3 separate regions of the Homo sapiens genome follow, and regions 1 and 3 are each linked to region 2. The links are chromatin loops, found by intact Hi-C in ENCODE. Cell type or tissue: MCF 10A. All regions are shown on one strand. Each heading gives the region's core, and the rest is flanking DNA. Links, peaks and the distances in the headings are about the cores only. Region 1 holds the start of SCPPPQ1 (secretory calcium-binding phosphoprotein proline-glutamine rich 1). Region 2 overlaps MEPE (matrix extracellular phosphoglycoprotein). Region 3 has its middle 30 kb from the start of MIR5705.

Region 1 (10,337 bases), core at 1,074-9,073, 380 kb before region 2:
CTTCGAGAGGCTATTCTTATTTAACAGTATGTTTTCTTATGCTTAGGACTTCTGGTGGTGGTTATTTTCTAAAATATTTCTGGAGTTTTAATAAACTGACTTTAAAATACATCCTTTGAAGAAAGCATTTGTAATTAATTGGTCTTGTTTACACCTATTTTCATCATATTATTAATTTACCGTTGTGGACACAATCAGAGGCAATTAAACTCATGATAAAAATATTGAAAAGGATATAAATGCATGAAAGAATTTGGAGATTTTACTAACCATACGTAACTTCTGGCATAGTAGTGGGAGAATTATTTCTGTCAAAATAGATAATACAGATTATAGTTATAATTTATATGAAGATATTTTCACCACAATTCCTTCTTCACCCATGCCTCCCATTTTATGGTTATTTTATTGCTGATGTGTTAATATTGGTATAATCATGTATGTTGGAGGTGGAAAATAATGTGGAACTGTTAAATGCTGATAAATTGAATCCTTAACTGTTTACAGCATAGAGCTTAATCTCTCCCACTTGGCCTCAGATAGTCTAAGTATTTGAAATGGTAAAAGGTACTAAATAAGCACTTCAGGGCAATGTAACTTGTTAGGAGAGAAGCAGTTGGGTGGAAATCCAGTTTCTTTCTCCAAGGCTGTAGTACATACACTATGATTGGGCCCGTGAATAGCCTCTGTAGTCCAGCCAGGACAACATAGCAAGATCCTGTTTCTTAAAAATATTAGAACAACAAAAGGGATATATACCTTTTTGGTCTCCACGTTTTTCTTTCTTTCTTTCTTTCTTTCTTTCTTTTTTTTGGTATGTATTTTACATGAAAGCAAACTTCAGTGAAAGTCAAAGTAGAAGTCAAAGTTTGTAGCCTTTGTATCCAGCAAGTTAATGCTTTTTGTTAAGATGTGTTACCTTGCCTTGAGATCAGTCCATTTCTAGGTGTGGCAGTTTTACAGTAGGCTTTTCTCATTATTTACTATGAATTGCCTATAAGACAAAAATAAGCCTGAAAGCCTGGGCACAGTGGCTCACGCCTGTAATCCCAGCACTTAGGGAGGCTGAAGCGGGTGGATCTCTTGAGGTCAGGAGTTTGAGACCAGCCTGGCTAATGTGGTGAAACCCCGTCTCTACTAAAAATGTAAAAATTAGCCAGGTGTGGTGGCACATGCTTGTAATACCAGCTACTAGGAAGGCTGAGGCAGGAGAATCGCTTGAGCCTGGGGGGGCAGAGGTTGCAGTGAGCCGAGATCACGCCACTGCACTCCAGCCTGGGTGACAGAGCAAGACTCCTCAAAAAAAAAAAAAAAAAAGCCTGAAGCAAACTTTGTTGTTTGAAATTTCATATTGCATATATGCCTGTAAATTTAAATTTTGTGAAATATCAAGGACATTATTAAAAAATACCTTTTTAGACTGGCAAAAATTTTGATGTAAAGATTTTGGAGGAAATGAGTTTATAACTTATGAGTTCTAGTTTGGTAGATCAGTTGAGGTTGACTCTCATATTTTTATAGTTACAAAGAGTTTCTCTTACCTTTCGTGGCATTGAATATAACTTACCTTTATCAATTTAGTCATGGAAATAAAATCTTACCCCAGAGAAGTTCCAAAAGTTAAAAAAAAAAACAACAAAAAAAAATTTAGTAAGATGTTATCTTTAGTCTATTAAGTAAATGTGTAGTTTATTATAGCATAAAAATAGAGCCTTACCCCTAGTTGGTTCAAAATAGCAATGAGTAACTGTGAAGGAAGAAAAATTGATGATCAGTGCTGTCAATAGGTTAATTTTTAAACCTACATTTAACTTATTACATATGCAAGTTAGTATACTTTGTATACAAAAATCTATTTTATTGAAAAATTCCATTTTATTGCTTAGTATATTATTTATATGATACAAGATTTTAAAATGACAATATCTGGATTTAAATACCTTTAATTCACAGAAATATTTTCTTTCTACAGCTTTGTAATGATATTTACCATATTTGAAAGTTAGAAAATTGATTTGAATGGTTAAGAAACCCTCTGTGTACACTTCCATACAAGTCCCATCTTTCATAAATGATTCAGATTCCCTGTGTGAATGATACTTGAACTAAAATTTTAGGACAACTATGAATACTTTGTTTTGAGAACTTGCTTATACAAGCAGTTTTACTGGAAAATTGTTTTGTAGCATCCACATGGTCCTGTTTTAAGATTCTGGCAGCTTGCTCAAGAAATTGACCAACTCCGTCTAAAAGGTGAATCTCTTTACTTGTTGAGCTGTCTGTCTTAGAGTGTATGCAGTAATATTTAAGCTAAACACTGTCCCAACTGTGACAGATCTTAGGCACGAACAATGCCCTCAGGTAGCGTTTGTTCTGTTAGGGTGCCTTTCTCTGCTCCCTACCTTAATTAGGACCATTGAGAGATGTTGAATGTAGTATTTATATGGACTTTATAGAATAACAGGGCAGAATATATTTACCGCGATAAGATCATTAGGTGTGAGGACCTAGAATAAAGGAAACAGTCAAAGTAAGGAGTTGTAATTCAGCATTTCATCTACTTTTGTATCTTATATATTTTATATTAGCTTGGTAAACGAGAGCATGCTTTTTAGAATTCTCATCATTTCTAAAGTTCAATTATTAAAATTCACTAATATTTTAAGTACCCCCCCCCAACCCCAAACCTATCTCTGGAAACATGTAGTCTGTATTTTCTGTTGTGGGCTCCAGACATAGCAGTGACTTCTTGGAAAGATTATTAAACCTATGATTATTGGGTTTGAAAAAGACTATTTTGGGATCACCTCTTTCTGAAAGAAAACTTTAATAATATTACTTCCTATAATCGTAATAGGAGTGCTGGGCATGGTGGCTCACGCCTGTAATACAGCACTTTTGGAGGCCAAGGGAGGAGGATCACTTGAGTCCAGGAGTTCGAGACCAGCCTGGGCAACATGGTGAAACCCCATCTCTACAGAAAATACAAAAATTAGCCCAGCGTGGTAGTGCGTCCCTGTAGTCCCAGCTACTCAGGAGGCTGAGGCTGGAGAATCACTTGTACCTGGGAGGTGGAGGTTGCAGTGAGCTGTGATTGCACCACTTCCAGCTTGGGTGACAGAGCGAGACTCAGTCTCAAAAAACAACAACAGAAAATCATAATAGGAATATTATTACTTGGAGTTAATATGCTGAAATATACATAACTTTTTTGTATGATACTGAATCCGCCTCATCTTATGTATTTATCACTAATTCAGTAAAATCTTTTCAAAAGTAAAATTTAAGCAATTCCTTTATACCATGACTGTAACCTTAAATCTATTTCAAATGCTTCTAGGATATATTACATTTCAATAAGAATGCATTTTACCCCCACTAATGACAAATGTAAGCATAAAATTTTAGAGGTGAAATGGACTTTGTAAATCATCTGTTGTCACTGTTTTATATTCTAGAAGAGGATAAGGGTCACAGGAGTTAAAGATAATTCCAAAGTATTAAAGGGCAGACATGGAGCTTACATCTCCAGATCATTTAACTTCAAATTAAGTGCTTTTTCTACTGGTTGGTCCCTGGGTTTATTCTACACAAATAAGGAAAGTTTCAGGTCTTAGGTAATTCAGTTTTCAAGGATATGTGAAATTTGAACATTCAATTACTCAAATCAAACAAAATATCAATAACTAGTGGTCCCCCAAAGAGAATGTTAGCCAGTAATTATTGGTATCAAATTCTCCCCAATTAAATCTAAAGAATTTTCAAGTTTTTGTTTTGTATTAGTTTAAGTATTTCCTAAGGAAGCTTTAAGTATAACCACCTGATTTGGATTGTAAGGAAAAGGAAAAGGAATAGAAATCTACAAAAAAAAAAAAAAAAAAAAAAAAAAAAAGTAAATTGTGAATGAAACTGTGAACACTCTCTCTTGCTTTTTCTCATTTATTCATACATTCACTCATCCTTCCACCCATCTATCCATCCATCCCTACAATATTTACTGAGCAATTATTCTATATCTAGGGTTTAGGGATAGCAGTAAATGACACTTAGAGAGCTCACCTTCTATTTGGTGGAGATTAGAATCTAGTGGGTTCAATATAATATTTTCTTTCAAGAGGTATGGTTGTTCTTCTTAATTTATCTAACTTAAAGCCCAGGAATCTGTCTTAATGTGTTGATAGTTTTTACAAATCTACCACTTTCCCTACAGTAAGTGTTACTTTCTTTGCTTGCTTTGAAGATACTAGTCTGCCATCTGGTGGTAGGAAGAGTTTCCATTTCACAGAAGAGTGATTCTTTTAATTGTCATATAGATTTAAATAAATTTAAATTTAAATGTTAACAGCGATTCCTAAGTTCTAATTATAAACCAAGACTCCAAGATTTTGCATCAGTTTAAAATAAATCTTGCCAGGGCACGGTCGCTCATGCCTGTAATCCTAGCACTTTGGGAGGCCGAGGCAGGCAGATCACTTGAGGTCAGGAGTGAGTTCGCCCAGCCCAACTAACATGGTGAAACCCATCTCTACTAAAAACACAAAAATTAGCCAGGCATGGTGGCTACACGGGAGGCTGAGGCAGGAGAATTGCTTGAACCTGGGAGGCGGAGGTTGCAGTGAGCTGAGATTGCACCACTGTACTCCAGCCTGGGCAACAGAGAGAGACTCTGTCTCAAAAAACAAAAACGAAAACAAAAAAAACAAATTTTAGCAAACAATAGGGAAACAATGCACCTAGTCCTGACTAGAACCAAAATAATTAGCAATTAATTATAAGTGCAAGAATAATATTTAGAATTTAACAGCTGGGATTCAATCAGAACAAGTAAAAACATTAAAGGAGAAGAAATGTTCTATTGAGGACTAAGTTTAGTGACAAATTTTTAAAAGTTGAGAGAAACACAGTTTGAAATTAAATGCAAGCAAAGGGAAGGTGTTTATTAAATTTAGATATAAAAACAGTTACACAAAATCATGTTTGTATATTTAAAAATATTTAGGAGATCAGACAATATTAAGCAAGATGTAGTTTTAAAATGTTTGTGAGCTGGGCATGGTGGTGTGCACCTATAATCCAGCTACTGGGGAGCCTGTGGGAGGTGGGAGGATCACTTGAGCCCAGGAGTTTGAGACTAGCCTGGGTGACATAGTGAGGTCCTTGTCTGTAAATAAGGGGTATGTGAAGTTTTAAAATGTATGTGATTTTTAAAGAAAAAAATCATTGCTTAAATACTTATCCAAATTTAACAAGGCCCCAATCTGTGTTGCAGCATCATTATTTTAGACTAAAATAATTTTCTACCCGCAAATTGCCTTGTGCTTTTCAAGTCTGCACCCATGCACTTGCTGTTCCTCTGCCTGAAATGTTTCATCCATTTGTCTTCCTTCAAGACCTGGTTCAGATACTGTCTTCTCTGAAGTCTTTGATCCATAGCTTTGTATTTGTGTCTCGAAATACTTATCAAATTACATTGTAGTTTCCCTTTATGAGTCTCTCTTCCTCATCAGATCTGAACTTATACTGTTTGTACCTCAAGCACTCACCGTTGACTCTATAATGTAGTCGACTTACAAAAGTGTTATATATAGAATAAAGGCAACTCTATTGTGTATTTAGCATTGTTCCAAACTTTATTGAAAAAATGTTTTAAGAATCCAGATATTAGGAGAGCCTGGAGAGAGTCCAAACAGAAAAGCAAAATAACTATTTTGCTTGAACTTGGGAAAAAGTTATAGAAAGCTGGGGAAAAAAAATCTTCTTAGAGAAAGAAAGCAACAAGGTGAATTTGAAAAAGCAAAAGAATGGATATTATAGAAAGAAGTATTCTCTTCATAAAGAGTAAGCTCGTAACGGTCAAAGTAATTCAGCACAAACACCTTTTTAATAGTAAGTGCAGAGAAACACTGCGAGAGGGCACTGAAGATTTGGAGGGAAATTTGCTAGCCCCTTGTCACGTTCCACTATAAGCTATATGGGAGAGAAGTTTGAATAGCTGATTCCTGGGGACTGCCTAAAGCCTCATATTTCAGTATCAAAATTTGGAAAGTTTCATAACCACCATCCAACAAATAAATCCTTTTAGCTATTTCAGATTCCCCAAACCCATGCTTACCAGGGGCGGTTGCGGAGGTAGGGGAAAGAGGACCTGAGGGAAAAATGGTGGTACTTGTGGTGGGTAAAAGATAAATCTCTGTAAAAAGAAACATGATGTCAGTCATTTCAGACAATGGCAGACTTTTAAAATGATGAATGCATTATTTAAAAATACAATTAGAAGTTCACCTGTTCACTGGAACTTTCAGCATATTGTTCGAGCTTGCAAAACAATAACAGCAACAAGGTAAAGCAGCATATGGAAATACATTATCCACTAAAGAGAGGTTTTGTTCTAAAGGAGAATAAGTAATAAGCCACTATGGAGCATTATACCCATCAGTAATGTAACTTCACTTCTGAAATAAAAAGCAGTTGGATATCTAATAGGGAAAAGTTTAATTAATTTTGTGCAATGATTTGGAAGACCAAGGCTTTTTGCTTTTAAATTTATATCCAAAGAATGCTTTTATTTACATTTCTTAAGATTAATTCCATATTACATGAATATTTCCTTTTGTAAATCTTTGAATGGTGTTCTTGATTTAGTTCTCAGTAGTTATAAACTCAAAGTGAAGGGAGTGTGGAAATGTACACTTAAGTTCTGCACCCCAAACACAAATTTTGAAAGCTCCCTCACTTCTTCAAAAGCTCCTTTGATACAAAGTGTGCAGGGGAGAGAGTTTCTTGCCTACTTGGTGCCCTCATATTCAGACTAGTAAACCCAGATTAGACTCAGTGGATCTCATTTGTATATAGTCAGTTGATGACAAAATGTCTATATAGGTGAAGTTAATGATGTTCTGGGATTACAGTATTTCATATATTCTTAGATGCTATCATTGTCAAAAGCACCATTATTTCATAAATTACCAAAAAAGAAAAGCGCTGCTGTTAAGCTGCCGTGACACTTTATCAAATTGTGTTTTTAAGACACAGCTCAATTTCAGAGCTGCTGAAATATCAAAAAGTACATATTAGAATTAATGAAATATGTATACTGCAGCATTCCCATCAGCCTAAAGAAACAGGCAATACAAATTGTTTGGAATTTTAGACCACGATACTTGCCAGCTTTGGCAAAAAGGATTGTGGTCTAAAGAAACAAATTAGGTTTGTTATCAAGGGCACTATAGATGAATGTAGCTTTTTATCCAAATCTGGTTTTCAAAAATTGGACTTTAAAGGTGTGTCTGTATGATCACTCAAATATAATTCAGGCATAAGTTGTTTTTATATTCATAATTTAGTAATCAATGTAAGTTATCTTAAATATTTCCTTCTTTAAAATCAAATCTACAATGAGGTAGATAGTCCTTTGGTGTCAGAGCATTTCCATGTAACAGCCTTTTAAGAAAACATGAGATGGTTTGGGGCAAGGGCATTACAAATGAAACTCAATTCAAACTGCTTAATTTAGACCTGGGTCACTGCAGAATATTTGTTCTATATCACTGAGTTTATTGAGAACATCCTATCTTTCAAATAGGACCCTTCTCTGCCTTAGATGCATTAAAAAAATCATCTCCGTGCAACTCTGAGGTGTTCCTAGGACTCATTTTATAGACAAGGAAACCATGGGTTAGTTCAAAGTCACACAGCTAGCACATGGCATATGGAGCTGAGATTTGTACTGGGCAGAGTCTTGGACTGACAAAGAGTGGTGAACTCCTAGTTCTATGACTTTCCTGGGTTCCGCTTTCCTCTTTTGTGAAATGAAAAGATAAGACCTGCTTTCTAGCCGAGAAATGCGATGACTCTAAATCTGAAATTGAGTCAGCAGCTGAGGAGGGTGTACTCACGGGGATGGGCAGAGCAGTGGCAGTGCTCAAAAGGCCAGCCAAGATGAGAAATTTCATTCTAAAGGTCGAGCCTGGAATTGAAGGGGTAGGAGATCATTTCGAGTTTTTTTCTATGTAAGTCCTATTCCTATTTAGAGGTGTTGAAATAGTGGTCAAGATAAATCCTGCCTCCAAACATAGGTTTTGTAAGCCTACAAGAGTGTTTTTAAAAGCTTTGAATTCCTTAGACAAGACATGCACTGTTTAGCTCCCAACATAGCCCATTACTTTCTACTTTCTTATAAAGTTACAGTTCGGCCTATACACTGTACATGTTTGGTCCCTGAAGTTGCGTTTGTGATCTCTACACACAAATCTTTTTTTTTTTTTTTTTTTTTTTTGAGACAGGGTCTTGCTCTGTCACTCAGGCTGGAGTGCAGTGGCACAATCATAGCCTCCTGTACCCTCGAACTGCTGGGCTCAAGTGATCCTTCTGCCTCAGTCTCCCAAGGAGCTAGGACTACAGGTGTGCACCACCACACTTGGCTAATTTTAAAAAAATTTTCTTAGAGATGGGGTCTTGCTATGTTGCCCCCCTGTTGCAAGGATGGTCTTGAACTTCTGGCCTCAATCAACCTTCCCACCACAGCCTTCCAAAGTGCTGGGATTACAGGTGTGAGCCACTGTGCTCAATTCTACTCACAAATCTTTAAACACCAGTGTTACATCATGCTTATTATTAGTAATTGATCACTACTGGCTAAAATGAGAGGAAAGTTTTTATGTAATACACAAATAAATCCACCTGAAGCTTGTACCTCTGTGAGACTTACCAGGCCTTCATATAGTCTGGTTGCTGTTATTGCCAGTTATAGTTCTCGGGAAGGAAATTGTATGGGAAAAATTTTGTAAGATGTAATGGGTTGGTAGAAAATCAGCACAATATGAGTAAATTCAGATTCAATAAAGGAAATCAACTGGCCTTTTATTGGTCCATTGGTTCTGAAAGGAGACATTTTTATGTTTTAAAAATCGCACTTAATTCAAATTAACTTACCTTGTGAGTTTCAAACCAAATCACTGTATTCTGGAATTGGATTTTGAAAGAAAAACAACTTTATCATGTTATTATTAAGACTTATCTCCAGCATTTGAGGCAAGTTATATCTATAAATCACACTTCATCTGTTATATATATCTAAAACCCAACTCTGATTTCAATCTTAGTGCTACTTTGCCTGAATTTAGGCAACTTATTTCCCTTTTCCTTTTTCATGTTTTTTCTTTGTATTTTTCTTCTTTCTGGATTCAAACACTAATTTCTTTCTTCTTATTAGAAGTGGACCTGTTAGAAATCATTAAATTACCCAATACAAGAATATGTTACATTCTTTTATCTAGTGCATTAGAATCAGTCCAAATTATACTATATATCTCTTCAATTACCTTTGCTTCAGTGGCCCTTGGAGCAACAAATTCAAGGAGCAGTGTGATCACCTAGAATCTCTATGCCCATCTAGTATTTAAGCCATGTTACTAATGCCTTTATGGTTATGGGCAATATGAGTCACAAAATTCAAAGCTAAACTGAATAATTGCTTTCACACCAGGAGCTCCAACTTCCAAAATATCTCAATTACACAGAGGTAGACTTACAGACTGATTACTGAGAAAATAACTGAGAAAATAATCTCTTAGGTTGGGATTAGAGTATGTCTTTATCACAAACAACCCACAATTAAAAATTGTGACCACCAAGAATATTAACGTGCCTCTATAATAGATGAGCTAGCTGTACATGTAAGAGCCTTAAATGATACAGAAATTTAAGGTTTGAGATTTTCTCTTATTAAATATTTTTCATTTCAAAATGAATATTATTTTCAAACAAAATTTTTTAGTAGATATTGAGGTGGTTTCCTTACCTTGGTGTTAAAATCACTTTTCACTATTCTAAAATATTTTTGAAAGTTGTCTGAGGGTAAAAGATAATTTAGGCCTAATTAATACCTCTGAATACAACTTCACTGTTCCCAGCAACCTAGTTTGTAATTAGCTAAGACCTTTTCAGCTTCATATAAAAACGTTCTGAAATTTGGAATAGTTCCTAAAATTATTTCTGTAGTTGGAAAAAGTTACAAATAATACTTAATTCGATTTTGATTAATCAAATTGAACTTAATTTTTTAGAAAGGACATAGTATGATATGGTTCTAGTTAAGGTAATTGGCCAGGTGTGGTGGCTCACGCCTGTAATCCCAGCACTTTGGGAGGCCGAGGTGGGCGGATCACGAGGTCAGGAGTTCGAGACCAGCCTGACCAACATGGTGAAACCTCGTCTCTACTAAAAATACAAAAATTAGCTGGGCGTGGTGGCGCACGCCTGTAATCCCAGCTACTGAGGAGGTTGAGGCAGGAGAATCTCTTGAACCCAGGAGGCAGAGGTTGCAGTGAGCTGAGATT
Region 2 (10,337 bases), core at 1,419-9,418:
TATAGTCTTGACTAGGGCCATAGTGACTCAGCCTCTCTTAGCTCCCATGGGCAATTTAGACTTCTCCCTGTTTGAGTATGACTCACATTTGTCCCTAGTATGTACTCCATCTACACTGCTCCTTTTAGAGCCACTTCACTTCCTCTATGGCAACACTCTCTGGAAACCTCCAGACCAGATGCTCAGACACTTCTATATTTAGTCTATGCTACAGAGAAATAGCGAGTGGCATACGGTATAGTCAATCTCAGCTCTTTCTTCCTGACCACATTGTTCTGCCAAGCTTACTGAAAGTTGGCTGCACCCAAGAGTGATAAAACCCAGGATATGAAGCAGCATATTTACAGATCCTGCCCCTTCCCCCACCAAAATAAAAGAATGAATTCAAATATAGATATAAATACTTTACTCTCCTCCTCTGCTTTCTCTTTTTCATCCCATTATTCTCCCAGGGACTTTTAAATGTCAGAAGATTCTTCTATTTGCAGATTTTCTGTTTAAAAAGAAGCAAGAAAGAAAGGAAAGAAAAAGAAAATACTCCTTTAGGCAGATGAATACCTCTGATGATCAGAATGAAGGGAGAAAAGAGAAAGAGAGAGAGAGAGAGAGAGAACTAATTTTAATATATGAAATCCATTTTACTTGCAATGACTCACTATTCCCACTATGTAGGTTTATTCATATTATGTCTCAATTGTGTCCTGTTTCCAAACAATTGAATATGCCGCTTATTCTTAAAATATTCTCACAATTTCCCTTCTGCATATTTGAATAGTACCCATTTTTCAAGCCTAGTTCATTCTTCTTTCTCCATGAAACCTGATTTGACCATTCTAGAATGACCTCTACCAGTAAACCTCTATTGAGTTAATAGATCCTTTTTATTAAATATCTGGTGGATGGTTTTTATATTGCCTAAGAATTATTATATTTTAAAAATTTTACATAAAATAATCACTTCATATTGAAAATTGTATTTTAGCAGGAAGAAAAAAACAAAGACAATATTGGTTTTCACCATTTGGGCAAGAGAATAAATCAAGAGCTATCATCTAAAGAAAATATTGTCCAGGAAAGAAAGAAAGATTTGTCCCTTTCTGAAGCCAGTGAGAATAAGGGAAGTAGTAAATCTCAAAATTATTTCACAAATAGACAGAGACTGAATAAAGAATATAGTATCAGTAACAAAGAGAATACTCACAATGGCCTGAGGATGTCAATTTATCCTAAGTCAACTGGGAATAAAGGGTTTGAGGATGGAGATGATGCTATCAGCAAACTACATGACCAAGAAGAATATGGCGCAGCTCTCATCAGAAATAACATGCAACATATAATGGGGCCAGTGACTGCGATTAAACTCCTGGGGGAAGAAAACAAAGAGAACACACCTAGGAATGTTCTAAACATAATCCCAGCAAGTATGAATTATGCTAAAGCACACTCGAAGGATAAAAAGAAGCCTCAAAGAGATTCCCAAGCCCAGAAAAGTCCAGTAAAAAGCAAAAGCACCCATCGTATTCAACACAACATTGACTACCTAAAACATCTCTCAAAAGTCAAAAAAATCCCCAGTGATTTTGAAGGCAGCGGTTATACAGATCTTCAAGAGAGAGGGGACAATGATATATCTCCTTTCAGTGGGGACGGCCAACCTTTTAAGGACATTCCTGGTAAAGGAGAAGCTACTGGTCCTGACCTAGAAGGCAAAGATATTCAAACAGGGTTTGCAGGCCCAAGTGAAGCTGAGAGTACTCATCTTGACACAAAAAAGCCAGGTTATAATGAGATCCCAGAGAGAGAAGAAAATGGTGGAAATACCATTGGAACTAGGGATGAAACTGCGAAAGAGGCAGATGCTGTTGATGTCAGCCTTGTAGAGGGCAGCAACGATATCATGGGTAGTACCAATTTTAAGGAGCTCCCTGGAAGAGAAGGAAACAGAGTGGATGCTGGCAGCCAAAATGCTCACCAAGGGAAGGTTGAGTTTCATTACCCTCCTGCACCCTCAAAAGAGAAAAGAAAAGAAGGCAGTAGTGATGCAGCTGAAAGTACCAACTATAATGAAATTCCTAAAAATGGCAAAGGCAGTACCAGAAAGGGTGTAGATCATTCTAATAGGAACCAAGCAACCTTAAATGAAAAACAAAGGTTTCCTAGTAAGGGCAAAAGTCAGGGCCTGCCCATTCCTTCTCGTGGTCTTGATAATGAAATCAAAAACGAAATGGATTCCTTTAATGGCCCCAGTCATGAGAATATAATAACACATGGCAGAAAATATCATTATGTACCCCACAGACAAAATAATTCTACACGGAATAAGGGTATGCCACAAGGGAAAGGCTCCTGGGGTAGACAACCCCATTCCAACAGGAGGTTTAGTTCCCGTAGAAGGGATGACAGTAGTGAGTCATCTGACAGTGGCAGTTCAAGTGAGAGCGATGGTGACTAGTCCACCAGGAGTTCCCAGCGGGGTGACAGTCTGAAGACCTCGTCACCTGTGAGTTGATGTAGAGGAGAGCCACCTGACAGCTGACCAGGTGAAGAGAGGATAGAGTGAAGAACTGAGTGAGCCAAGAATCCTGGTCTCCTTGGGGGAATTTTTGCTATCTTAATAGTCACAGTATAAAATTCTATTAAAGGCTATAATGTTTTTAAGCAAAAAAAAATCATTACAGATCTATGAAATAGGTAACATTTGAGTAGGTGTCATTTAAAAATAGTTGGTGAATGTCACAAATGCCTTCTATGTTGTTTGCTCTGTAGACATGAAAATAAACAATATCTCTCGATGATAATTTGTATTAAGTAATCTATAAGAAACTCTGTTGTCTGTGGTGCTTCATTTCAGAGGCAAGAAGCTTAGTTCTGCCTCCAGCACAGGGAGTGCCTATGAAATTGATCCACTGGGGAAATCTCAGCTGTGCTCCTCCACCCTCTCTGCTTGAGCCAGCCTTTCCTTTCCCCTCTGACTTCCCTCTGTGCTGATAGAGATCCTACTTCCTACCTTCTTCCACTCTTTCCTCTGTTGCACATGTTGCACATATTCTACGACAAATATTAGCTCCTGAAACAAATCTCCATGTTATCATTTTTCTTGGTTCTACCTCCTTCCAGACAAAGAGGACTGTAGGGTAGAGGGAGGGCAAGAGGGAGAATTTGAGGAGAAACACAAATGCAAAGCCAAGACAAAAACTTAATTTGAGAAATATCATTCACTGGCTGATCCCAAGTCATTTCCAGAATATTTCTTTCTCTTGTCTTTCAGTGTAGAGGTTTTTTGGCTTTGTGACACTGTTCTGGAAACTAGCCCTAAGTCTCGGTTAGGGAAGGGGGAAGAGCTCTGGAAAGTTTTTGCCCCTCCTGATAAGAAGAATTTATATAGCCGGTATACCACCCTTTCTCCTTTCTTGCCCTTTTCTTGGCTTGACATGAACCTGATGCCTGGAGGAGCAGTCATGTTGTGGCTATGAAGGAAAGGACAAAATAATCCTAGAGGAGCCACTGAACCAGCTCCATCATCAGCTTCCTGCCTCCAGAATCTTTGTCCTATGAGAAAAAGAATGCTCTTTTTAAGCGACTATTTGGAATTTTTGTTGCTGCTGTTATTGGTAGGTGAATTGAATTTGTAATTGATATACCTCTCCATTCTTGACATTCCTCCAAATGAGGAAGGTCAAGAGAAGAAAAGAAAGAGGTAGAGAATAGAGAAAGAAAAGTGCACACATTTTCTCTTTAACACGTAAGTTCCCAAACAACAGAAATCATGACTGAGACATTCCGGACAGCACCTAGATTATTAAGTTGAATAATGTATGTAGCAAAGTCAAGTCAATGTCAATATGTTATGGCACCTTCAAAAAATCTAAACTCCCACATTGGGTAGATAGAGGGTGCTTCATTTACTAAATGAAAGTGGCAATATAAGCTATTGAATAAATCAGACTCTCAACATACACAAATAGTAATGGCTAACATGATTTGCTTAGTTACCATGAGCCATGCTCTGTGAAGTCCTTTTATCTATACAGCTACTCTATAATACGGGTACCATTATTACCCCCATTTTACAGATGAAGAAACAGACACAGATCTGTAAGTATTTGCTAGTTAGCTAGGATTTATACCCAAGGAGTCTGGTTCCAGAGTCTTTACTCTTAAACAATCACTAAACTGCCATATATTGCAAAGATAAATGTACATAATATACACATACATATATGACTGTGTGTATATATAGACATATATGTATACACACGTGTACATAGATCGTGTGTATATTCATCCACATAATATGAATATGTGTGAGTATATGTGTGTTCATGAGTGCACACACACAGAGAGAGAGAGAGAAACTTGAAAGAATACAAAGTAGAATCTAAAAACAAGGAATCTTTTTTTCCCTCATTTGTTCCCTATCTTCTGGAAATAACAGGTCAGAATCAAGGGAAAGACTGAACATATCACCCAATGTTACCATCAGAATTCCAGAATAAACTATTCCTAGTAATTTGCTTTTTAAAAAATAAAAGACAATTTGGGGGAAAAAAAACTGGAGGCAATTAATGAAGTAAAAAAAAAACTCTATCAGAATTTAAATTGCAGATTAATAAATTGAAATCAAACTGCTACTTATATTTCAGGTTTATATCAGAGCTTTACATGCGAATGGTCTGATCACATAAAAACACTTGTCGTGGTAAAAGAAAAATATGAACTGATGGAGAAAAACGGATGCTTTCTTTGGGTAAATACAGATGGACCCTTCCAAAAGTCACCTGTCGTAGTCTGCTATCTAGTGGAGAAACTGCGTATTTCAATTCTCTGGTCCGATTTTGTTTCCTCTCTCTAAGCTTCAGTGTTCATGGATATTTCTTCAAAACACTGACAATGTTCATATTTTTTTCATCCAGTTAACAGAAACTAGAAGTGTGTTGGCATCCACAATGCATTGCTATTTGATGCAGACGTGGAGGAATTAGTCCAAACACAAAGGACCAGAGATCCACAAGGACAGTCAGTAGTCAAGAGTGAGGCCCATGCCTTATCCAAAACCATGTTTTAGCCATCAGGCTGCGCTAATCTCAGTTAAAAAAAAAATAGATATCTGTTTCTGAAATTGGGCAAAAAACTTCAGCCTCACGTAGCTGCCTTATAAGAGACGATGGAAATTGACCTAGCCTGCCACCTTGTGCTCAAAAAGAAAAGGTCACTGTACCAGTCTGCGAGCAGGCTCCGGTTCTGTTATTTACGTGCAGCCCTGGTACTCCCTCAAACCTCACCTTCCTGGACTTCTCTGCTTGTAAATATTTACCTTGATTTTACAATACTAATTAATCTGTTCTTGGCGCGTCTACCAGTCAGGGTAACATATCTGACCTTGTCTGAAATAACATTTAGCTCAGTTGAAAAGTATTTATTGAACGACCATCTTTTACAAAATTCTTTGGAGATCAAAAGAAGAGATGCTCTTGGTCTTTATCAAAACTATAAGTAAGTAGGGAGAAAGTCATACGAAAGATACAAGGCAGAATGTGTTAAATAATAGAAATATAAGTAAAGTGAGACAGGAGTTCTGAGAAGATGAACTCTAGCTGAAGGGAAGAGCCAGGAGATAGTAAAATCTATTTTACCCAACGTATTACACATGTAGAGAGGCTGCAGACAATAAGCCTCACTAGTACATAAGAGCTTCACAGTGGCGACCTTAAGTGATCCCATGTGTAGTTTAGAGCTTAAGATAGCTCTCCCCAACCAGTGGATGGGGAAGGAGTGGTAAGCAAGGTAGGGTTCAGGGGAGTTGGAAGGAAGAAGACCAGCCAGGAGGAAGTTGCTCAACAGACTTTCTCTGCGGTCTAGAATAAACATTGTGTTATCTCCTCACTCTGTCTTTAGGGCCTGCCTTTAACTAAGCAGGAGCTCAAGACAGCGTAAGTTTCAAAGACATTATGATGCTTTTACAGAAGTCCCTTTCAAAAACAACTTCTGTATGAGAAGGTAAACTCTGCTATTCAAGAGAATGATACTTACAGTCACAGGCATTAAAATATGGTATTAGACGGCCCAAAGGAAAAGGAGAAGAAATAGATGAGTCTGAATGCATGTCAGGAAGATAGGAATTGGGGGCTGAAAGAGAAAGGGGCAGATAAATGGTTAGAAAAAATTTAATGAGGAAGTCTGGAAAGAAAAGAGAACAAAACACCGATACAATCCAAATCCAGAAATCCAAATGAGAATAATGTCAAAAACAATGAGTGGACTCACGCAAAAGCTGCAAGAAAATCTACCTGAAGCTATGGTTTAGACTTTCGAGAATAAGAACAAGAGGATCTGTTTCATTAAACGAATAATACTTTATCAATTTGTAGGCATATGGTTTAGTGTAACACAGACACTCCCTGTTTAGAAGTGACTCTTGCTAGATTTGAATTTTAAGTAGATTTTTATAATTGTTAGGTTAACAGATTAATAATAGAAGTCAAACAATCTTAAATAATTTTTACTTAAAACAGCATCAGGAAGATAGAAGTATTAGGTTGGCTCAAAAGTAATTGCCATTACTTTTAATGGCAAAAACAGTCATCACTTTTGCACCAACATAATACTATGTGAAGAAAGAAAGTTGTCTATTTAGCAAAGAGGTAATTCTGAGCAGGCCAGCTGGGGCAGATCTTAGACACATTGCATTAATAAGTGAATGGAGTAATATTTGTGATATAAGGCCATGAACGGGGTCCAGGGATTTCCTTTTTTAACAGGTCCCTCAAATGATTTTAATGCAAGTCAAAGTTTGAAATCACTAATATGGATGTCTTTCCCAGTGACCTTCAAATCAGTCACCTGGGTCTCCCACAAATCTATAGCTAGTCCAGAACTTCCCCTGTATTAACCTACCATTGCAGGAATGTTTCAGTTTATGATGAAAAATAGCTTGTCTTTGTGGATTATCTTATATCAACAAATAATAAAAATATCATTTAAAGTGAACGTACAAGGCTGGGACTGGTGGCACAAGCCTGTAATCCCAGCACTTTAGGAGGCCAAGGTGGGGCAGATCACCTGAGGTCAGAAGTTCGAGACAAGCCTAGGCAACACAGTGAAACCCCATCCCTATGAAAAATACAAAAATTAGTCAGGCCTAGTGGCACAGGCCTATAATGCCAGCTACTTAGGAGGCTGAGGCACAAGAATTGCTTGAACCTGGGAGGTGGAGGCTGCAGTGAGCCAAGATCGTGCCACTGCACTCCAGCCTGGGTGACAGAGTGAGACTTTGTCTCAAATAAATAAATAAATATTAATTAATTAATCAAGTGAATGTACAGGACAGCATTTAAAAATGGACCTTTACACAGGCTCTTGCAAAACAGAAACTATTCACAGTGCATATACGTGACTTCCCCAACTCACTACTCTGTGGAAAATAATCTGGTGATTGTAGAGCCGTAGTGTGCCATCGGTCACGTACAAACCGGTCATCCTAACAGGATATGATCACAACCATTCAAAGTTTATGTGTCTCTGTAAAAGACAGAACAGAAAGTGTGACAAGGAAACAAAGTAGGAACAGAAGGAGCAAAAGTTGAAAGTACAAGGGCGCAAAAGTCACAGTATGCTGATTCGAGACTAAGCTTGCTGCCTTATGTTGCGCAAAAGTGTGAGTTCTACAATGAGATCACATGGACACAGGAAGGGGAACATCACACTCTGGGGACTGTGGTGGGGTGGGGGGAGGGGAGAGGGATAGCATTGGGAGATATACCTAATGCTAGATGACGAGTTAGTGGGTGCAGCGCACCAGCATGGCACATGTATACATATGTAACTAACCTGCACAATGTGCACATGTACCCTAAAACTTAAAGTATAATAAAAAAAAAAAAAAGTGTGAGTTCTAGAAGAGCATTCCCTATTAATAGAATCTTTAGTTAGTAGAATTTTAAAGCAGTGATCCATAAATTTCTAGTGTTCTACAAAATCTGCCTCTGTCTTGGTTCAGTGTTGGTGCTCTGTCTTCCACAGAGATCCGGGTTGATGAAAGGCCCTTCCAGGGAAGAGCCCCTCAGTTGCACCATCATGTTATTCATCAGGGCCAGATGAATAAAGAAGGGACGTACAAGTGTGAAAGCCCCCCAGCATCTGAGCCTACCGGTAGCCAAGAGAAACGAGTCTCCAACCTGGTCTTTTGGCTTCCTCATTTCAGCTTACTCTGGCCTGTTCATCTAACACTTACTAAAAGCATGTGACAGTAAGCTTTGAATCAATTCACATATCTTTCTCTCTCAAAATAATGTTTTTAGTTTTCTGATTATGAGAGAAATGAAAAACCCATTATATAAAATTACAAAAAAAGAAAATATAAAAAAAAATTACACTTTCATCACATTTTTCCTCCCAGTTCTTTTTCTAACTATATACTGACATATATTCTAAGAAAACATTATATTCTTTTAGTGTTCTTTTCTGCTATCTTAATTTGCTCTTTTATCACATTACCAAATATTTTTAAATCATTTTTAAATTTTATTATATACATTTACCACAGTTTGTTCAGTCTACTATTGAAGAATATTTAGCATTTTCCCAGTTTGTCTCTATTATAAACTCTTGTGTTTTTTCAGCTTTACTGAGGTATGATTGACAAATAAAAATTGTATATGATGCTTAACCATTCTTTTTAAATGGCTGCATAAAATTTGCTGCTTTGATTTACTGTCATTTTTTTAGCCACATCCCTATTGATAGGCATTTAAATGATTTTTAGCTAATCACTATTCAAACAGTGTTACAATAAACATCACTGGTCATGTATCTTTGTGTACAACAGTAGGGTAAATTTTTAGCATTACCAAGTCTATTTTAAATATGAGATACAAAGATGCAACATCAAGTTTCATATACCTGAGCAAGTAGGTTCTTAGAGCAAGTAAGTGAATATTGCACTTTACATAAATTTGCCTCTGTGACACTTCCACCTGCACACAATATGCCCCAGGGCAGTTAATTCCAAACACTGGTGACAGGCTAGGTCCAGTGGAGTCATCTGAAGATCTTTATCAGAAAGCACAACCCTGGAGCTCATTCTCAAAGATTCCGATTCTTTGGTGGGTCCTAGTATTCTGCATTTTAGGAAACTTCCAGGTGACACTAATACACAGCCAGGTTTCAGCAACACTGCCATAAGAACCCGTATTAAAGAGCTTTTAAAATGGAAAACCAGAAAATAGTCACTAGATGGCAACCTCGCTCACTTTTTGAAAAGCATTTTGAAACAAAGCAAAGAGAGTTTTTAACTTTCATTCACAATTAAATTTGGAAATGTCTCCCTAAAGGAAGTTTAAAAAAAAAAAAAAAAAAACATACAATCAGGTGCCTCTCTTTCATAATGCCCGTATCCTATTACTTTTAAACTCCATAAATAAAAACAAGGGCTCTTTTGTTTGAATAATAACAGCCCCCTCTGGAAACTTAATCTAGTTTTTGTTTGCATACATCTCTCCTATAAAACTCTGAATTTCCTGTTTCCTTAGATAATAAAGTGGAATTTGTCTTAAAAAGTCTCTTTTCTTTCTTACTAATGTCTGAATCTCCTTAAAGCCAAGATCAGCTGTGCTTAGTTTTGTGAGGCTAAACCCCCTGACATTAACACGTTGCCATTCTTTTTCTAACTGGCTCTATACAGGTGCAGAGATTCTTGGAAGAAACCTTAGAGATCATCTGGTCCAGTGCTCACCTAAGGCAGGTTCACTGTGTTTCACCCCTAATAGCTGGTCATTTTGCCACTGTTTACATACTTACACTAACAGGGAGTTCATTACCTTACCTTACACTTTTGGTGCTAGGCAGAAAGATGCATTCATTTTCCACATTACATGTTTCCTGTTTTCTACACTTCTCCTCATCAAACTAAACATTTTTCAATGACCTTTCATGTGCTCTTTCACCACACTTACCTCCAGTTGGTTGGGCACAATATTCCACATATTGTTTGAACATCTCAGCAGACCATGTAATAGTCTACCCTTTATTCTGGCCACTCAATCCTGTTAATATAGTCTAGGATTGTGTTAGACTCCTTAACATCTACAAAATGCCTATGTCAGCACTTGGTCCAAAATACAGGCTAAATTCATATTAGTTTCCCTTTCTCCTTATTTAATTTCTAATTATATAAGTACTAACTTCCTTCTGGTTTTTGTTTGCTCATGTGCTTACTCCATAAAAAACAATATTAGACCAGCTCTGCTCTTTGTACAGTATTATATCATTTATTTTCTGATCCAGGATGCATAATGCTCTATTTCACAATGCTATTTTATTGAAGTTTCTTCAATCTCGAT
Region 3 (10,337 bases), core at 970-8,969, 580 kb before region 2:
CACCTAAGGCAATAGGAGCTGCTTCTGCCAGAGAGCTGTGCAAAGTAAGCAATGTCCTGGTTCCAGGACCAAGGGCCAGAGCAGAGACTAGAAGTAGAGACCACAGTTTGCCAAATATATATAGAGTTAAGAATGAAATTTGGGAAGATGAGGGATTTCTTATGCAAATGCCTTGTGTACCAAAACACCACATAGAATTTCAGACATTTATTGGTCAGAAAGACATTAATTCATAGATGGAGAATTAGTCATTAGGGTCCAGGGTGTACTTGGGGGAGAAATTGATTCCTGCATTTGCTTTGAAGTCTAAAATGATACAGCTTTTCACCATAGGGGAAGAGTGATGGGCAGTGGGAGGCCCTCGAACTTGACTTTTAACAGTAATCTTTTTTCTTAAATTGCTGTGAGAGCAACATCCTCCAGCTGGCCTTATTTTCCAAATTGTGTTCCTTGCTACCTTGTTGCTTTTCTGATGGCAAAAGTCCTTTGAATATTAACACAAATGTGGAGGTCTTTTCAAATTCCCATTTGGGCACAGCCAAAACGTCGGCATATGAGTTGTGGCAATTTACTTTTGAGCTCTGGTAAGCATTTTGCTACCAAGACAAATACATTGGTGCCTTTGAGGCCATGCCAATTCCTAACGCCAGACCCTGCACAATTTATATTAATTGCCATCCTTTCTCTATGTCAGTGATGTGTTCTACTCACAACCCCAAATCCTCTTCTCTCATCCTCGCTTTTTTCAAATGTGTCTCTAGTTACTGGGGATATGCAGCCTACACAAGGGTTCCCAATACCTGCATGATCAACAGCCCCACAGAGGCCATTTAGTCATTACAGAACCATTTTTAGATAGGTAAAGCAGGATAAGGGCTGGGCTGAAGATCGATGTCCAGCCTGCTGAATCATCAGGAGTTTCTTGAATTTTTGCATTCTGGGAAGCATCTTCACCATCTAACACTGAGTACGATTGGCTCTCTTTAGGAAATGCTCTCTCTTAAACTGTGTCTCCCTTAACCCCACCTCTCCATTCCCAGATCTATAATCGCTGTCTCAATAGTTTCCCTAATTTCCCTGTGACATTGATGTTGAATTCCATAGGCCCTCACAGATCATGCTGTGCTAGTCTATTCCCCTTCCTTCACCAGGAGTCAGACTGCTTTTGTAGCAGAGGAGGAAAAATAGCAACAGTGATTACATAGCATTAAATTAATAGAGCGAGGGGCCTACCTGGTTCTAGAATGATAGTTACATCTGAGATCCAATAAGATCGAATTTACTTACTAAACTTTTCCATCTTAGTTCAAAGCAACCTAGATAAGTTTAGAAACAAAATCACAAAACAAAATACTTGTTACCTATGTGTCATTTGTACACCAGGTCCCTCAAATAATTGGCTAAACTTGGCTCAAAACCCTGAAACCGGCCAGGTGCAGTGGCCCATGCCTGTAATCCCAGCACTTTGGGAGGCCAAGGTGGGTGGATCACCTGAGGTCATGAGTTGGAGACTAGCCTGGCCAACATGGTGAAACTACTAAAAATACAAAAATTAGCTGGGCATGGTGGTGCGTGCCTGTAATCCCAGCTACTAAGGAGGCTGAGGCAGGAGAATTACTTGAACCTGGGAGGTGGAGGTTGCAGTGAGCTGAGATTGAGCCATTGTACTCCAGCCTGGGAACAGAGTGAGACTCTGTCTCAAAAACAAACAAACCTACCTCTAAAATCATGTGAAGGCTTTGTCCAATGTCCTGATTCCTCATGCTTCTCTCTGCCTTCACCATTCTCCTTCCTTTCAGATGATCTCTGATCAACCTCGTGATATCCTGTATGAGATCTGTATGTTCATCATTTTCTACTCACTGAGTCCAAACCTTTTGTAATTTTTTCCCATAGATCTTCATCAAGAAAGGTACTGGCAGTCTCGGAGAGGCGTCACGTTGTTAAGGCTTTCATTTTCCTACTTGCACCATCCCATTCCCTCTTATTCCTCTCTCCCTGTCTCTCCCTCTTCTGAAACTACCAGAAAATCCACCGTCTTGTCTACCTACATTCACACCCTATCGATTTCTCAGCTTCTAACACATACACGTTTGGCAAGGCATTTCCTCTGTCAAATACAGCACTCTCCCTGAAGGGAATTCTGGCTAACTCAATTATCCCACTTTGTTACACTAGAAAAACAGATTATGAAAGGTCCTGCTATGGCAGGAACTACTAAGTGCATATTTGGGGCAGAAGTAATATTTCATCTTTACTTTTGTACTCTTTCATTTTTAGTTGATTTTGCCAAATAGCTTCAAATAGCACAAACTAGAATAATTTTTATAGTCTCCTGAGACAGAGGAATACTTTATCCTTGACCCAAATAATGCTGAATTGGTAATGCTTTCTATTTGCATCTCCTTTCTTTAAGACTAATTTGATGAAGAATCTCAGCTCTAGTAATTAACTGCTTTTTCTTTATTGCAGTGTAAACCAAAGCTGACATACTCCCAGGCTTCTTTCCTCTCCATCTCCCTTCTCCTTCTTATTCCTGTTTATCTACTTATCCTTTAAGGAGATTGAAAAGAAAGAGGAGGCCAGGCGCAGTGGCTCATGCCTGTAATCTTAGCACTTTGGGAGGCTGGGGCTGGAGGATTGCTTGAGACCAGGAGTTCAAGACCAGCCTGGACAACACGGCAAGACCCTGTCTCTCAAAAAAAAAAAAAAGGAGAAAAGAAAAGAAAAGAAGGAAGAGGAAGAAAGGGAAAAGGAGAAGGAAGAGGAAAAGGAAGAAGAGGAGGAAGGAGAAGAAGGAGAAAGTCTATTTAATCATTGTTGCTATTTTTCCTTCTTTGCTACAAAGGCAGTTGGAAGCCCTGAAGGTCTCATACGTTCCAGTAGAGGACATTGCATGTCCTTTGAAAGAAAATTTCCATTTGATACACATTATTAAGCACGATTTTAGTAAGTGAAAAGAGAACAAACCATTAATGGAGTGCACAGCCAAGAATGGAATATAAGGTAATAAATTTTTTTCATCTTTATTGTATCATCAATCTTTGAGGGCAGCAAAGGAGGTTCTGTTCTTTTGTTTATCCCATTATTTCTCTGTCTTGGAGAATCATTGTGTTTTACTAATTTTGTGAAGATTTAAATGAAGGGATTTAAGGAATACTTTTTTCTTCCAAATGCTTAGGGAATTTATTGAGCTATTTTCCTGGTCTGGTATTAAATCTATCCCAGATGGGACTTCACATTTGCCCAAGGTTTATATAATAATATAATAAAAATGACTACATCAAAGACATTCTGTTTAGTACTTGCACACACACACACACTCTCTGTTTTCAATACTTGACAAATATTTAACATTGTTTCCTTTTACTTCCTTTGACACTGAATTTTATATTACTTCCTAGGAAGGAAAAATAATATGACTAGGATCCTACTGCCACAGGACTCAAGAGTTGCCTTCCAAACATGACTTTCAAAAAAGTGAGAAATGGTGAACAGGGGGCAGATCAGAACTTTCGGCCTATTTAATGATTGACTGTAGACTCACCGCCTAAATCGCTTTAGACCCTTCCTGATTTCTTTTTGTTCCAGGGTCATGGACTAGTACTTATTTTCATGGGTGACTTATTTCTTTCTTCCTCCTTCAGATTCAGATTGAGAAGGGTGCCCGCACTAACGAGAACAGTCCCCTTCTCCCCCCCCTCCTGCCCCTCCTCTTCCTTTGTCTTTGTTGAATAAAACAGATGTGGTGAGCAATTCTTTTTATACCTTTATATTTTATATTTGACAAGTGCACTAAGTAGTATCAATTTCTAAGCATCTATCTTTTTATAGTTTAAACTTTTATCAGAGAAATACATAAACTCAGATGAAAAAATCATAAATGTTTAACAAGGCTTTTTAATGAAAACCAGTATCCCCTGCCACATTCATCCCCACCATCATTCTTCTCAGAATAAACATTTACTTGCTTCAACTGGGTCTTCAGGTATTTATTTCCGAATGTCTAATAACATGTTCATACTATTTCTTATTTTTTTGAATTTTATGTATTCCACATTGCTTCCTGTAACTTAACCATCTTGCACTTCCAAAGGCTCCACTCCAAACTTGCCATCTTCTACCCTCTATCCTCCCAATATAGCTACAGGATTTTTTTACTTAATAAACACTCACAGTTTACATTTTATGACTATATAAGCATTATTTACAAGTGAGACATATATCATCCTATATTTTCTTTTCTGTACATTTTTTTCCCGAGTTAATGGTCTTTTTAAAAGCTTATTCTTTTTGATCTGCTGATTCTTTATTCATTCATAACTCTTTTTTTCTTTTCTTTCTCTCTCTGTTGCCAAGGCTGGAGTGCAGTGGTATGATCATAGCTCACTGCAGCCTTTAACTCCTGGGTTCAAGCAATCCTCCTGCCTCACCATCCCACGTAGCTGGGACTACAGGTACATTCTATCACACCTGGCTAATATTTTTAAATTATTTTTAATTTTTGTAGAGATGAGGTCTCTTTATGTTGCCCAGGCTGATCTCAAACTCCTGGCCTTGATCCTCCCACCTTGGCCTCCCAAAGTGCTGGGATTACAGGCATGAGCCATGGCACCCAGCCCATTCATAAGTCTTGATAGCAGGGTAAACCTCTCCTTAAGTTATACCTATGTATCAAGTAAGCTATCAGCTTCTCTCTCTCTCTCTCTTTCTCTCTGGCTCTTCTGCAATCACTCTGCTATAGCCTTTTTTTCAATCCTATGACTTTATACCTTTTAAAGTTTGCTTCATTAATATTTTAGAGGAGTTATGAGAGGAATGGTGGTAAGTTTATGTTTTAATATATCAATTTACAAGAATTGCCCACTACATTTTAAATGAAAAATTCAAAGGATTTAGGATTAGGTTGCTTTTTCATAAAGATATGAGCATAGCATAGAAAATACTCTTCAACTATCATGAACTAGGTGATTAGTATTATTTTCATTTTAAGATATTAAAATGTAATGTCTCAGTAAGCTGTCCTAGCATATAAGACATTTGTTATAAGTATGAAAAGGTACCCTCCTAGATTTTGTTTGAAAGTTCTTGTGAAATTTTTGAGAATTTAAACCACTTGTGATGGCAGCATTTGCAAAAATCTCCCAAGACAAAGTAATACTAGGGGCTTGTCTATCTGAAGTGAAAACAAGAGGAGGGAAAAAACAGCATCTCTAAAAATTTTTCTTCTATGTATATTAAACATAGAAACAACAACTCAAAGGCATTGTCAGTAATGCTTTCATCTGAGTGGGTGCTTAGATGGCAGATCATTTTGCTCCCTCTGGGAGGAGCTGTCTGCAAGGAGTTTAATGAATCAGGCTGTTGCCACTGATCCTCAAAAAGAAAAAGAAAGGAGTCATTGTGTAGACCGATTGTCTGCTAGAATACAGATGATAAAGTTTAGATAAAACTTGATTTCCCTCGATAAACCAAAGCGGCCAATGTCTAAGGCAGTGGTCTTTCACTTTTTAAACAATTTATTTAAAAATAATTAATATGTGCATATATATTAAAAAGTCAAGTAGTGCTAAAGACTTTAAAATATATGTGCCCTCCACCATTTCACCTCTCTTAGCCATGTCTTTGGATATTTACATGCATATTTCAAGGAAAAAAGCACATATACAGCCATCTTTTGATTCATCAATTTTAGATATTATCAGTTGACTTCTGTGTTAGTCCAGATTCTCCAAAAGGCAGACACAAAGGTGGAAAATGTATCAGGAGAAACGCCTGTAGAGATCATGGAGAGGAAACTGGGAGAAGACTGTGAGAGTTCCCAGACTGCCATGTGGGTCTTACCCAGTGCAGGAGAGAGGGGACAGGAGAAAAGGTATGGGGAATCACCTTAGACTACAGTACCATCTAAGGAAAGGACAGCAAGGCCATTAGAAAGTCCTCGAACCACAGTCACCCATAGGAGGGATCCCCAACCCCCGGGAATGGGCCTTACTTAGCATCTGTTTCACTGTCAGTAATTGGCTGAAAGCAGCCCACGGGCAGCATGAATGCACTGAATTTCAGAGTGCAGCAACTGGGCTCGCTGGTCTATTTTGCTCCCTGCAGTTGGAGGTCTGAGAGGGGGCGTTCGCTTGCCTGCTACCACGTCCAGTATGACAGGTAAGGATTTTAGCTTCCTTCCACAGCCTCTGCCTGTTTTTCTCCCCTCCAGTATAATTCTATTTCAATTTGGGTTAAATCCATATTCACTGTTTTCATTGTCATGATTATGTAAGTTTTGCTTATAACTGAGGCAGATAATGCATCATAATTCTAGTTTATTGTACAGTTTCTGTTTCTCTTAAAGGTAATAATTGCCTCATTTTTCCCCGTTTGCTTATTTTTCTTTGAACTGATGGACAAAATTTCCCACAATTCTTAATAGCTCTGTAAAATACCTCTTGATATAAATTTTCATATCATCAAACTTATAGCAAATCTGCTAAATTCAGGAGTAAGCTGGTAAGTGTTCTATAGAATGTAATTTCCTACAAGGTAGTTAGTTTTTTAGTTTGTTTTGGTTTTGGTATTCCTCTGTATTATGGTAGTGGAAGGCTGGGATGCTATAGAACTCAATTTAATATTGTAGAATTGAATTAAAGCAAGGAGACCTTTACTAATTTGCAAACATATTGTTAATCTTGCCACATTTCTATGAGGTCAAAAAATGCATCATCAAATACTTATTGCACTTTCTGTGTGGCAACTAGCTAGTTGATCACTAATTTCTTTCCTCCTTGTGGAAGATTGTATTTTCCAGAGAAGACCAGAACATTACCCATCCTGCATATTCTTCTTATAATATAGCTTTAGCTTCCATCTATCAAGAGATGGAGGCTCTATCTCCTTCCCTTGAAAGTGAGCAGGCTTTGGGGACAGTTTCAGCCAGTAGAATACAGCAGAAATGATGCTACATGACTTCCCAGGGTAGGTAAAAAAAGGTGACACAACTTTTATCTTTGATGAAACATTTGTGGGACTCCTAAGTCACTCCGTAAGCAGTGTGACTGCCCTGAGGTGCTATATTGTGAGGAAGGTCAAACTAGCCCCTGGGAGGGAAGCCCCTAAGTCTACGTGAGGAGAGCCATCCAGCAGCACTCAGATGCTCTAGTCCCCACAGGCTCCAGACCCATGCAGCTTCTGTCATTGTGCAAATCCATGAGAAACCATGAGCCAGAAAAGCTCAGTTGAGCCCTCTCCAAATTCCTGGCCCACAGAAACCGTGACAGACAAATTATGATTGTTTTAAGCCACTAAATTTTGGGGTGATTAGTTGGCACAATAGTGAATAGAACACTTGTCTTCCTAGGTACACAAAAATCAGAAGTGCCCGAGTTCCCAAGAGTGCAAGAGGAAGTTATATACTTCTAAGCTTAGCACAAAAGCCTCCATGTGTGATCCTCCATTCCTTTTTCCCTTCTGCTACCTGAATCCAGAGGACATAGGGAAGTAGCATAATTCCCTGAATGGCCATGTTGAAGGTTTCAGACTTCATGTGAATGATAAAATGTTATTCTGTAACCACCAGGATCTAGGGAGTTACCTGTTGCAGTGATTAGTGCTATTTAAGTTATTAGTGTTACTAATAGAATAGCATTTTATCATTCACGTTATAGTGGCTTACACCACACAACTATCTTGCTGCATTTACTCAAGAAATATGTGTCAAATGGCAGTCAGGCACTGTATCAGGTGCTGTGGATACAGTGGTAAATAGGAGGGTGCTTGTTCTCTTGGAGCTTACATTCTCATGGAAAGGAGAGAACCACAAAATAAGTAAACAGGCTGGGCGCGGTGGCTCATGCCTGTAATCCCAGCACTTTAGGAGGCCGAGGTGGGTGGAACACTTGAGGTCAGGAGTTCGAGACCAGCCTGGCCAACATGGTGAAACCCCGTCTCTACTAAAAATACAAAAATTAGCTGGGCGTGGTGGCGCACCTGTAATCCCAGCTACTCCCTATACACCTTTATGTCCTTTCAAAAGAATCCTTTCGGACACTGAAATGCTTCAGACTTCTTTTTCCTTCTTTTCCTGCTGTGGATTCGGTCTCACTTGGCTAGAGAATTATAATGATACATGCATCCCAGCCTTATTTCACAGCTGCTTCTCTAAAACCTGTGATCTCTAGGCTCTGCTGGAATTGAACAAATGTGAGACTAATAAGAGATGAGGTCAGAGAGTTAACAACGGATCAGATTGTGAAGGGCTTTACTCTAAGGGAGACAAAAGAGAAGGGCCCTAAGCATTATAAGTCTTTTCATTTGTTTGTTTTTTTGAGACAGGATCTTGCTCTGTCACCTAGGCTTAACTTCGGTGGTACAATCTCGGCTCACTGCAGCCTCTACCTCCCAGGCTCAAGCGATCCTCCCACCTCAGCCTCCAGAGTAGGTAGGACCTCAGGTGCGCACCACCACACCTGGCTAATTTTGTTTATTTTTTGTAGAGATGAGGCGTCTCACTCTGTTTGTTGCCCAGGCTGGTCTCAAAGTCCTGGGCTCAAGTGATCCACCTGCCTCAGCCTCTCAATCTGTCAGTATTTCAATGTGCCGGTATTACAGGCATGAGCCACTGTGCCCGGCCGGTAAGTTTTATACTTAAAAAGATGACACTGCCATGTGGGGAATACTGCAGGAAGCTCAAGAAGAAGCAGGAGAACACTTAGGCTATTGCAACCTTCCAGGCAGAGCAAAATGATTTGGATCAGGCAAGTAGCAGGACCAATGGTGGGAAGTGATTGAATTCTGGTCATAGTTTGCAAGAATGGTGGAGGGGATTTGCTGATGGTTTAGATATGAAGATGAAGAGTGACAGTCAATGATTACTCCAAGGATTTTAGTCGGAGAAGTCAGAAAGATGGAGTTGCCAACTACTGTGATAAAGAAGACTATGAGAAAAACAGGTTTGGGAAATAATATTGAGAGTTTGGTTTTGGAAATGTTAAACTTGACATATGTTTTAGACATCACATGCTTCATCTTATTATTTGCCAAAATCATTCTGAAAATAAGTATTACAGTCAATTTTGTTTTATAGATGAGGAAACTGAAGTTGAGAGAAGTTAATTGCTCAAGCTCACACACTAGTAGGGGCAGAGCCAAATTTAGAATCTGAGTATTTTGGAATTCAAAATCAGGGCTCATCCCACTACCAAGCTGTGCTTACCCATTTCTACAGGCTATTTTTCGCCTTATTCTCTAAATGACCTACACATTTTCCAAATTGGTTTTTCTACACATTCTTTTTAATAACTATCCATCTTTGGTTTCCTGCTACTACATGTGGCCTGACAATTAGACACATGATCTTTCTGTGATGCCCATGCATGGCAGATTGCTAATATCAAGTCTCCCCTGAATTGCAAATGTATACATGGATTCCTAGCTAGATACTACATTCCCAGGTCTTGTCACAGCTAGGTGTGACCATGTGACTAAGTTAAGGCTGGTGTGGAAATGTGTGCAAATTCCAGGTTGTGTACAGTGGACCCTTGAACAAGAGGGTTAAGGGTACTAGCCTCCTGCACAGTTTAAAATCTAAATATAGCTTTTGACTCTCCCCAAACTTAACTACTAATAGCCTACTGTTGACTGAAGCCTTACTAATAACATGAACAATTAACACATATTTTGTATATTATATTTGTTATATACTGTATTCTTACAATGAAGTAAGCTAGGAAAAAGAAAATGTTATTAAGAAAATAAGGAAGAGAAAATACATTTGCTGTTTTTCAAGTGGAAGTGAATCATTGAAAGGTCTTCATCCTAGTCATCTTTATGTTGAATAGGTTGAGGAGGAGGAGGAAGAGTAAGGGTCAGTCTTGCTGTCTCAGGGGTGGTAGAGGCAGAATAAAATCCATGGTCTAAGTGGACACATGCAGTTCAAATCCTTGTTGTTCAAGGGTCACCTGTGCTTAGAAGAAAGCTGCTTGCCCTCCACTTCCTCTTTCCCACTTCCTTTGGACTAGAACAAGGGGTGTGCTGGTGGACAAGGGGCACACCCTACACAAAGATGGAGCAACAAGATAGAAAGAGTTTGGGTCCCTAAATGATCCCACAGAGCAGTGCTGGCCTCTTCTCTGGGGCCACCTAATAGCTTACACTAAATGACAGAAAACTAAAACTTTTCTTTTGTGTAAGCTTGTATTAAAAACAGCTGAGCCACGGTCTTAGCCAAATATATCATGAATAAGTCACAATGCACTACAGCTTCCCAGAAGGCAATATGGCATTGTGGTTAAGCATATGGACTCTAGAATTAGACTGTGGGTCTGTCTAATCCTGGCTATGTCATT

The links. A loop is a pair of places that touch in the nucleus more often than their neighbours do. Peaks named below come from ENCODE experiments on the same cell type or tissue, not always from the same donor. Only the 100,000 strongest peaks of a DNase experiment are listed, where the experiment ranks them.
Region 1: it touches region 2 in a loop (7-fold over the local background); 11 of 110 quality-filtered maps call a loop at or near these places.
Region 3: a loop joins it to region 2, with 22 times the contacts of the local background. A loop is called at or near these places in 17 of 110 quality-filtered maps.

What each region holds. Positions count from the first base shown.
Region 1 is chr4:87,461,697-87,472,033 of GRCh38, forward strand. SCPPPQ1 (secretory calcium-binding phosphoprotein proline-glutamine rich 1) reads right to left here and starts at 9,354. Exons shown (of 10, transcript NM_001405228.1): 1 at 9,321-9,354; 2 at 8,932-8,961; 3 at 7,896-7,966; 4 at 6,283-6,315; 5 at 6,113-6,190; 6 at 2,481-2,507; 7 at 1,718-1,747; 8 at 1,568-1,596; 9 at 271-308. The coding sequence starts at 7,952. The coding sequence ends at 1,582. In MCF 10A, for the core only: a CTCF peak has its summit at 4,284 (motif pointing left); no DNase peak of the experiment used is centred there.
Region 2 is chr4:87,843,995-87,854,331 of GRCh38, forward strand. MEPE (matrix extracellular phosphoglycoprotein) reads left to right here. Exons shown (of 4, transcript NM_020203.6): 4 at 983-2,798. The coding sequence ends at 2,452. Among named protein-coding and RNA genes, the nearest start is that of MEPE, 16 kb to the left of the region's middle. In MCF 10A, for the core only: CTCF peaks have their summits at 5,174 (motif pointing left) and 9,242 (motif pointing right); DNase peaks (open chromatin) are centred at 5,177 and 9,227.
Region 3 is chr4:87,265,017-87,275,353 of GRCh38, forward strand. No RefSeq gene overlaps it. Among named protein-coding and RNA genes, the nearest start is that of MIR5705, 30 kb to the right of the region's middle. In MCF 10A, for the core only: a CTCF peak has its summit at 5,319; a DNase peak (open chromatin) is centred at 5,325.